Linked DNA regions of Homo sapiens: region 2 is linked to region 1. A link is an interaction called in ENCODE POLR2A ChIA-PET data of the cell type or tissue named here. Cell type or tissue: A673. All regions are shown on one strand. Links, peaks and the distances in the headings refer to the core of each region. The heading gives the core; the rest is flanking DNA. Region 1 overlaps SNTG2 (syntrophin gamma 2). Region 2 overlaps SNTG2 (syntrophin gamma 2).

The links. ChIA-PET counts read pairs that join two places held together with the same protein. Peaks named below come from ENCODE experiments on the same cell type or tissue, not always from the same donor. Only the 100,000 strongest peaks of a DNase experiment are listed, where the experiment ranks them.
Region 2: POLR2A ChIA-PET joins it to region 1 with 8 read pairs; 2 of 35 experiments call an interaction of 5 or more read pairs at or near these places.

What each region holds. Positions count from the first base shown.
Region 1 is chr2:1,056,711-1,062,097 of GRCh38, reverse strand. All of the region lies in intron 1 of SNTG2 (syntrophin gamma 2), which reads right to left. Among named protein-coding and RNA genes, the nearest start is that of SNTG2-AS1, 110 kb to the right of the region's middle. In A673, for the core only: no CTCF peak of the experiment used is centred there; no DNase peak of the experiment used is centred there.
Region 2 is chr2:972,545-977,931 of GRCh38, reverse strand. All of the region lies in intron 1 of SNTG2 (syntrophin gamma 2), which reads right to left. Among named protein-coding and RNA genes, the nearest start is that of SNTG2-AS1, 24 kb to the right of the region's middle. In A673, for the core only: no CTCF peak of the experiment used is centred there; a DNase peak (open chromatin) is centred at 3,231.

The DNA of each region.
Region 1 (5,387 bases), core at 84-5,083:
CTTCATTGTAGCATTTGTGTTTCTCTCCTCTATTACACTCATGTTTGTTATTAACATATTACTTCTGTGAAAGGCCTCTTATGTCTAATTCCATTTTTCTGATGTATAATTTGCATTTTTATTGTGATACATATTTCTTTGTTATAGATTTATAGTATATATTCATTTTTTCTTTAGTAATTGTTTTATTTATCTCTGCTCTTAAATACTACCAAGTAATATCCAAGAATAATGGAATATTTTTATATTGCTCCATTCCAAAGACGAAGTTCAGAAACCTGATCATTGACACCTGACAAGAACTGTGAGGGTTTTAAGATTTTACCTAAGTTCAAGCTAACACGTTATCCAGCAACAGCGCATGGATGCTGGCAGAAGACATGAGATGCCTGGCTTGGAGACAAAGGACTAAAGGACTTCGTTACTCAGAGACGAGCAGGACACAGAGCACCCACAATTTCCTTTATGATTTCTTGAGCCTGCTATCCCATGAAGCACCAAGAGGGCCAGATGATTGACAGCTGTATACCTGGTGGGTTGCATTACAGAAGAGAAACTCTGAACGTAGGAAACTTTGAAACTTTAACAACGTTCAATAAGCATGCCTGCCCTTTTATCAGAGGCAAAACACTTCCTCAACCTCGGAAAGCTGTTTGCTGCACAAACATCCTTGAAAAGGTTGTCTGGAACAAAGGCAATCAGCACTTCTGCACACAAGTTGTGCAGAAATGTGACCCCATTGATCATGATCTCACAATACCTTTCTATTATCTAATACACATATTCCATTTTTGTTAATTGCCTTAAAAATGTTTATCATCATTCTTTCCACCCCAGCGTCCAACCCAGGATCACACGGCTTTGTGCTGTCACATCTCTTTAACCTGTTCACCTTTTGTCATTCTTTCCACTCCAGCGTCCAACCCAGGATCACGCGGCTCTATGCTGTCATGTCTCTTACCTTTTCACCCTTTGTTTACCTTTCTTGATCTTGACTCTTTTTTTTTGGAAACATGGGTCAGTTATTTTGTGGAATGTTCCTCAGCTGAAGTTTGTGTGATTGTGTGAGGGTCACAAGTTTACATTTCTATCACTGTTGTCCTTCTCATTTGTGGTGTTAATTTTGATCACTTGGTTAAGTTGTGGACCCGCAAGTTTCTCCACCCTAATGTTACCATTTTTTCCTTTGTAATTTATACATAATTCAGGGGAGGACCCATTGGGACTGTGAACATATCCTGCTCCTGGTCTGACTTCACCCACTGGTTTTAAATCCATTGATAGCTTTTATTATAACTTCAGCATTTGTTTTCAATTTGTTAGTTGGCATCTAACTACAAGTACAGCTTTTTCTTCTTTTCCATTTATTTATTCACTTATTTCAGTATAAACTCACTATTTCATTCAAATAGTTATAATTTAGTATCATTCTTAGGTTCATATTTGAATTATTCGAGGCTTGGCCCATGGGACACTTTCAGGCTGACCTTTCTGCCCTTTACACCTGTCACTCTTCCAGATGAACCTTATACTTAACACAATGCTGGAGCCAGACTGTCCTCAGGGGCCCTGGTTCCCTTTTGTGAAGAAGAAGGGCATTTAGAATCCAAAGCCGGGAGCTGGGGTTCTCATGCTAGAGGGTGTCTTTGGTTCCAGGACTGCTCAGTGCTCCACGGTAGGACACTTCTATCTCTGTATCTATGCACTTCTCTCTCTCCAAACACACACACAGTACACACATACACACGTGTATTAATACCTACATATCCATTAGATAGGTATCAATATTAAACAACTGAGTTCACACTGGTATCGTTATTTCATTTCTTGAAAGTGAACCTTTGGTTTCCTCTGTGTAATTTTCAGTTTGTAACTTTTTACTTCCTTTAATTTAAATGTTTTATTTTAGTGTAATTACATTTATCAAACCTTTCATTTATCCCTAAAGTCTTTTAGTCTTGGTGTTAAACATCTTTCCTACACTAAGGCCTGCAGGTAAGAGTACATTCCAGTTTGTATTATTTTTTTGATATGATGTAAGGTAGGGATAAAATGTAATCCTACTTCATGTGGCTAACCATTCTTTCCATCTCTTTATATAAAATATTTTATTTCCACAGTGATCTGCCATGCCACTTTTCTTATATATCTCCTATTTCTGAGCTCTATATTTGATTCTACTGAACTTTTGTACCCCTGATCCAATATAACTCTGTCTTAGTTTATATAGATTTATGGTATGTTGTAGTAATTAAATGGAAAAATCTACCTTCCCAGTACTTTTTCAGATATGTCTCAGTTTGTTTTGGATCTTTAAGCTTTAATGTATTCTAGATTGTTTTTTAAAATGGTCTCTAAGTAAAGATTAAATTTTAAGAACTTTTGTCTAAGATTATTCATGTTATGCCCTCTGAGTTATGAGGGTTGAGGGAGTTTTATATTTCCATTGTCAAGGTTTTCCTTATACTTCAAAATTCCACAAAAGAGAAATTTATAAAATAAAAAAACGTATTTAGATGAAATAGTAAAGATTACAAATTACGTATCCAAAAGATTAAAGTTCCAAAAAATGTTCAAATCCAATTGTGACTCCAAGTTTCCATTAGAATCTCAGAACACACTTGTATTTATAAAACCTGTGGAATCCTTCTAGTAAACTTCACATTGTAGAAGCTTCATCATCTTCCAAATGTTTACACAGATATCTTGACTGATTATTATTATTTTTTTTTTTTTGCCCTTTTGCAGCTGAAAACTCAGTCCAGGAGGAGAAGGACCTGTGATATTTGGCTTTCCCAGGAAACTCCTACATTCCTTCTCAAGATCAAATCTAAAAACAGGTTTGTAGAATATTCACTCCAGCTCTAAGAGATGGCAGAAGGTGCCAGGAGTCCATTGCCAGGAACACACTTTCCTCAGTCTCGTAAATGAAACTGCACAGATGGCAAAGCTAAGCAAAGGGCACTGCAAGACAGTGGGCAATGCAGTTCAAAGACGAAGGTGAAAGATGTATTTGCTTTCCTGTTTTTCTACTGAAGCAGCAACTGGGACAAGGAAGGAAATGCTGCCCAAAAGTGAGCCCAGCTAGAAGACAAATGGCAACATTTGAAGACGGAGCCCAGGGGTGGTCCCATGGCTGCCATCCTGCTCTCCCTCCTGGGGAGACAGTTGTGCAGCAGCCCATCTCAGAGAGGGCACTGGACCAGTGACAGCAATGAGAGCCTTCAAGGAGGGCTCTGGCACAGGGAAGCTCAGTTCATCTGACTTTCATTAGGGGCCACAGGCTTGTGTGGCACAAACAGGTGCCATTAGTTAGGTACAACCAGATGTTTTTGATGGTGCTTGAGATGAACCATGAGCCTCTACAAAGACAGGCTGGTCACTTCTGATGAAAACTCCACCCTCTAGCCAAGGATGATGCTACTCCCATGCAGGTCCCCAATGTGGGGGACACTGGAAATAGCAACCAGGGTTCACCTTCTGCTCAACCAAACTTTAATCAGACAAAAGCAGACAGCAGCAGCTGAGGAGACACTAGGATTTTTGCATCTATGCAGTAACAGGTATTGTGGAATTATATGGAAAGCAATCTATTTGTCCATAATCCAATACAGAGCAAATTAAAATACTGCCAATAAACCCACTAAAACAAACATTATGTAAGATGAAAACAGGGAGAATTTCAAAGAAACAATGTCACATAATTTCCAGTGTCCTTTATTCATTTAACACTACTGGTGTGTTGTTTGCTTTTTTAAAAAAAAATCCAATGCCTACTCTGCCTGTACTTTTACCACATGCTGTGGACACAAAGGTCAGAGACAAGACAGAGACACTACCCTCATTGAGAAGACATACATCTCCATTCATTATCTTTTTTTTTCAAAAAACTGTACTCTAAATTTACGTGTTGGTAGAAAAATACTAATTTTTGACACACAATCATATCTCTTAGTCAGCAACAACTGATGAACAAGGAAGATAAGAGCAGAAAAGAATGCAGATACAAATATAAGTTATTTATATTAATTCAAATATAATTTTTTAAAGCTTTTTATTTTTTGTCTTTTTGAGATAGTGTCTCCCTCTGTCACCCAAGCTGGAGTGCAGTGGCGCCATCTCAGCTCACTGCAGCCTCAACCCCTGGGGCTTAAACAATTCTCCTGAGTAGCTGGGACTACAGGTGTGCGCCACCATGCCACCTAATTTTTTTTAAATCTTTTGTAGAGATGGGGTCTCACCATGTTGTCCAGCTGGAAGATTTTTTTGAAATGCAACTTTATACTAATTGTTTAAATATAGAAAGATCCTGTGCACATTTAGAGGCATTTATATTTTGCCACTTGTGATGGTTAATAGTGAGTGTCAACTTGATTGGACTGAAGGATGCAAAGTACTGATCCTGGGTGTGTCTGTGAGGGTGTTGCCAAAGGAGACTAACATTTGAGTCAGTGGACTGGGAAAAACAGACCCACCCTTAATTTCAGTGGGCACCATCTAATCAGGGCCAGTGCAGCCAAAATATAAAGTAGACAGAAAAACATAAAGAGGCTAGAATGGCTTAGCATCTTTCTCCCGCACTGGATGCTTCCTGCCCTCGCACATCGGACTCCAGCTTTGGGACTCGAACTGGCTTCCTTGCTCCTCAGCTTGCAGACGGACTATGTTCACACTTGTGAACGTGTGAGTTACTACTACTTAATATGCTCCCCTTTACATGCATGTGTCTATCCTATTAATTCTGTCCCTCTGGAGAACCCTGACTAATACACCAACTCTCCTTTCAGGCATACAGAAGAGAATCAGGAATATGAAATACAGCCAGAATAGAGATAAAAATGAAGTTGATGAGGTATAATTACAGAAAGCACAGTGCAAATATTAACACAGTCTTTTATGAATAGTGCCATGTTAGTCCTTAGAATAAATACATTACAGTTGTAATTCACAGCTTCTAGCAGAAATAGGCCAGCTGCTTGCAGGACAGGCCTGGCCCCAGCTCCCAAGCTCAGAAAGCCCCGTCCAACCCTGCACTCACAGGTCCTGGAGGAAGCGGCATGCATCGTTCCCCGCAGCACAGCGCTGCGCCGCCCTCTCCTCCCTCCCCACGGGGTGGCCCCGCGCTCTCCCTCCCTCCCTCCCCACAGCGGGGCGCCGCGCTCTCCCTCCCTCCCTCCCCACAGCACAGCGCGACGCTCTCCCTCCCTCCCCACAGCACAGCGGGGCGCCGTGCTCTCCCTCTCTCCCTCCCCACAGCGTGGCGCCGCCCTCTCCCTCCCGCCCCACAGCACAGCGCGACGCTCTCCCTCCCTCCCCACAGCGTGGCGCTGCGCTCTCCCTCCCTCCCTCCCCACAGCAGGGCGCCGTGCTCTCCCTCCCTCCCTCCC
Region 2 (5,387 bases), core at 252-5,251, 84 kb after region 1:
CAAGAAGGCCATTCTCAGAAACCAGTGAGCTGAGATGAAAGAGATGAGATCAGTTACTTGAAGAGGAGTAGGTGGCACGAGGCGGGAAGGCTCTGCCATCCTCAGAAAACAGAGCGGAGATTGTGGAGGGCGGAAATGAGGTTATGGAAGAACCACATGGCCGTGACGTTGGCAACGCAGGCAGGTCCTGATCTCGGTAAGGTCTAGTTAAGGTGAGGCACAGTGAGGCTCTGATCCCATCCTAGAAGCAATGAGTAGCTGTCGATGAGTTTAAACCACCAAGGGGATGAGACCTGACTTACGACTCACAGGCAAGATGGACCATTGAGCGACAGAGATGGCAAAGGTTCCCAAGTGGGAGGGAAGCTGTCGGTTATTTTATTAACTAGTGCAAGTGCAGGATACGGTGCCTTAAAACAGGGTGGAGGCAGCGGGTCAGGGGAAGGTGAGGCAGAGGACTGGGTGGTGAAGAAGGAGCTTAAGAGATAATGGGGAATCAGTTAAATCCAGCGAACTTTCCCACAGCAGACTCAAAGCAGGCCGTGGGCACAGGGGCCTCCTGCCACCATTCACGCTGCTCCCTGGACCACCTTCACAGACATTACCAGGCAGGCACCTTTACTAACATGTTTGAAAATCTTCTAACGCAGGGCAAATAAGCCATAACAAGAAAAGTACAATGGTTTCTTACATAATATTGCACATAAAATAAAACTAGGACAATCCGTTGTCTCTGGATTATATATACTTACAGCGTGTACTGCCTGTCAGTGATAGGAACAGGCTCTCCCACAACTGCTCTTTTCTTCAGAGAAGAACCTGCGGCTTCCTGGATCACCTACATTAACAGTGAATGGTGGCAGGAGGAAGCTAGGAAGGCCGTGCAGAGAGCAGGCATATACGATGGTGTCTGCCAGGTGGGGCTGCCACCTCCAATCCTTGAGAAATCCCACAAGACCCTTGGCCTTACCCACCAGCAGACCAGCAGCCTGGTGCTCCCCATGGCCTCCACTCGCCTTGGCTGAGGCTGCCTCTGGAGAGCTGCTGGGTAAACTGAGCAAATCTGGAAGATGGGGGAGGGGGTGTGGCAGGAGTGGAAGCAGTAAGGCAGGGAGGGAGACGGATGGGGGTTCTTGAGTGGGGGTTGCACAGACCTGCTCATCTGCTCAGAAGAGGAGCTCAGAGGGGCAGAGGACAGGGCTGGGGAGTGGACAGCAGGTGCCACCAGGATTGTAAATGTGTAGGGATGACATTACTGAACAACACTCATCACTGATGTGTTCCGAAATGGGTGATAGAAGATGCGCTATTTTAGCTTTAAGCAAACCTTGAAGAGCACCAGAGCCCCCGTGCACACCGGAGCACTGTCATGCTTCTGCTCTCAGGCAAAACTCGGAGAAGAGCTCAGGCTGATAAAGGAGGAAAGAAGAAACAAGGACAGGGAGGTGGGGACGGAGCAGGGGAAGCAAGAACAATCGCTGGCTTCCACATTTACTAACAAGGCCTTGGACTCCACCTCTCAATCATTCCAAAGACAATGTACACATAGAGAACCACTCAAGCTCATCACAACATCGATATGTCACAGCGTGCTGGCTCGTGTTTCTCTTCCTCCCCAGCTTCAAACCTTCACAACTCAAAATACCACTCAAACACAAATGTTATTTCATGATAAAATTTTACAGAATTGATAGAACTTTCCACTTCAAAAGATCCATAATTTTTCTATTTACCTTGAATATGAATTGCTTCTAATTATTCTGTTGATAAGCACACCACAAACTCCAGATTCATCGCCTTGTATCCTTCAAATACATTTCATCCAACTCTTCAAATGCATTCTAAGCCACAGGTTTCTCTTCTCTGAAGAAAAGAGCAGTTGTGGGAGACCCTGTTCCTATCACTGGCAGGCACTATGCGCCATAATTATACGTAACCAAGAGACAACAGACTGTCCTGATGTTGTCTTATGTGCAATATTATCTAAGAAGCCATTGTACTTTTCTTGTTTTGGCTTATTTGTCCAGTATCAGAAGATTTTCATAACACATTAATAAAGGTTACTGTCTGGTAAAGTAACATCTTGAAAGAGATCTTGGGGAATAAACACAGTAATAATAGCTATATGGACATATATCAATAGCTTTTGTTATCAACACATTTATTTAAAAAGTTACATAGCTAAACTCACAATTTACTAAATACATTCAGGATGAACACACAATTAATTCCAGTCTTCAATTATGCTTAGATTTTTTTGTTTAAAACACAGTAGGTATTTTTTGTCAAACATTAAGCTGTATGTGGTGTAGGCGGATGGGTGGGTAGGTATGTAGAGGGTTCTGTTTTGGGTTTGTATTTTCTTGGCTTATTCCTTAATTAATCTTTAGAGCTTATTATATAGTAGATGTCAATGTACTCAATACTCCTTGCCCCAGAGACTTTCTCCTGCAAATCTCCTAAGAGTCACAGGGGAACTGTTGCTGTTTGCTCATGGATGTGAGTGGGTCCAAGTGTGTGGTGTGGTTTGCTCACAAGTGTGAGTGCAAGCACGTGTTGTTTGCTCACAGGTGTGAGTCCAAGCATGTGGTGTTTGCTCATGGGTGTAAGTGCAAATGTATAGTGTTTGCTCACAGGTGTGAGTCCAAGCGTGTGGTGTTTGCTCATGGGTGTGAGTGCAAGCATGTGGTGTTTGCTCACAGGTGTGAGTCCAAGCGTGTGGTGTTTGCTCAGGGGTGTGAGTGCAAGCACATGGTGTTTGCTTCCAAGTGTGAGTGGAAGGGTGTGGTGTTATTGCTCACGGGTGTTAGTGCAAGTGTGTGGTGTGGTTTGTTCATGGGTGTGAGTGGGTGCAAGCGCATGTTGTTTGCTCCTGGGTGTGAGTGAGTGCAAGTGTGTGTGTGATATCCATGTGTATGTTTCACCTTCTTCATGCACTCTCTGTTTCAAATGACCTAATGTGCAGAATTAATAAAATACAAGGGCAGAAAATTAGGATAGATGAGATTTTATTTTTTGTTTAGTTTGGGGTATATATGTAGAATACATAAAGCCATGAGAAGGCATAGTGTCTACCCTAACCACAGAGAATGTCAGAGAGTGTAAAAGCACAAATTAACTTGAACCCACCAGAACTATGGCTTCAAGGCAACAAAGTGAACTACATTCCAGAGAGTAAAAAGTCCCTCTGAATGGAGACAGGATTGAAAGACTTCACGATTGGCAGAGCTCCAGAGTAGGAAATGCTGCCAAAAAACAAGCTGGGAGGAAGCCAGCAACATTTTAGAAACTTCAGCTGATAAGACACCTTTGAAAACCTAGAGCTTCATGAATGATTCAGAAAATCTCCCTCCCTCACCAGCAGCCTCGACAGGTCCAGCAAAGACTGAGGCAGGGAGGACACCCAAGGAAACCAGTGTCCAGCTCCTGCATGCAGGGGTCACTTATGCACTGATGCCCTAACGCTCACCCCAGGGTCAAACTGACAGGGCTGCCTGGAAAAGAGGCAGGATCAGGAAAACCAAGCAGTGCCTTACCACGGCCAGGTAACGGGTGCAGCTTCCTGTGGGGGAACACTCGTGGGGAGGCCCTGTCCTTCTGCCCCCAGGCTTGGGGTCCTGCTACACCATGTGGAGCATGAACATGGGGCAAAGCTCTCCAGCGCCATGGCTCATGAGCCCACAGAAGGAGCAGCCCACCTCGGAGGATGTGAGGCTTGTGGTCTCTGAAGGTGACTTCTAAGGGGATGACAACAACGAAGATCAACCACCCAGCTCAACTCAACACTCTCGGTAACATCCGGCCAAAGAAGAGGCCACCACTTCCTTCTTTCTTAGTTTTATAAGCTAAAAAAACCAAAAATAACCATAAATAAATAAATCCATTTTCAGGAAATGAAGCCATCACAGAGACAGGCCCAGGGATAACACTGGTCCTGAGATACCAGACAGAAATTTCAAAATGACTGAGATTTGGATGTTCAAGTGTGTAAGAGACGAGTTTAATGAAACACATGGACAGATGGAAAATCTGAGCAAAAAAAGCTGAAAACCTAGACATTTAAAAGACAAAACTAAATGAATGAAAGCAATACAGAGCATCAGCATGAATCCCTTCCATGGGGCTTGCTAGACAACTGGACACAGCGGAGGAAAGAATAAAGACACCTGAGGACAAATCAAAATAAGGTATAAAAACTGAAACACAACAAAAATGAAAAAGGAAGAACAGAAAGAACATATCAGAGCTGTGGGAAAATCAGAAACTCAGTAACAGGCAGTTACAGTTCTAGAAAGAGAGGAGAAAAAGAAAAAGGCAGAGGCATGTTCAAAGAGTTAATAATAAAGAGTTCCAAAATTAGTAAAAAACAACTATATCCAAGTAAAAAAAAATATATATATATACATGTATATACACACACACCCCCAAGAAGCCCAGAGAATCCCAAACAGGTTAATACGCCCGTCCCTCAATGGCAAAAACTCAACAAAACAAAACAAAACCTCAACCTTACACTCAACTCCAGAAAGCCAAAGGTAAAGAAAACTCCCTGAAAGTAGTTGAAACAAAAAACACTGAAAAAACTTTCAATCCAGAAATCCATACTCAGCAAAAATAACTTTCATAAAATGTAGGGAAATTTACCTAAATATGCCTTCAGAACAACAAAAGCTGAGAGAATTCACTGGCAACAGATCAGCATCACAAGAAATGCTAAAGGATGTTCTCCAGGAAGAACTGTGATGTCAGACAGAAATACGGATTAAATAAAGGGATAAAGGACAGTATATCAAAAAGAGGATTGTTTTTAATTTGCTATAAGAATTACTGATCATTGAAATCAAACAAAGAATGTACTAGAGTTTCCTAAAAACATGGAAGCAAAACATATGCTAACTAGAGCAAAATATGAGAGGTAAGAAATATATGTAAATGTTACAAGACACTAAAATGGTATACTGTCACATAGTAGTAGATACTTGTATTAGTCTGTTCTCAAATTGCTATAAATACCTGAGACTGAGTAATTTATAAAGAAAAGAGGTTTAATTGGCTCACAGTTCTGCAGGCTGTACAGGAAGCATAGTGGCTTCTGCTTCTGGGGAGGCCTCAGGGAGCTTCCAATCATGGTGGAAGACAAAGTGGGAGCAAGAGGTCATATATGGTGGGAGCAAGAGTAAAGGGGTGGGGTTGCTACACACTGTTACACAACCAGATCTCATGAGAACTCACTCACTATCAGGAGGACAGTACCAAGGGGATGGTGCCAAACCATCCATGAGAAATCCACACCCACGATCCAATCACTTCCCACCAGGCTCCACCTCCAATATTATGATGATGATCCGACATGAGATTTGGGTGGGGACACAGATCCAAACTGTATC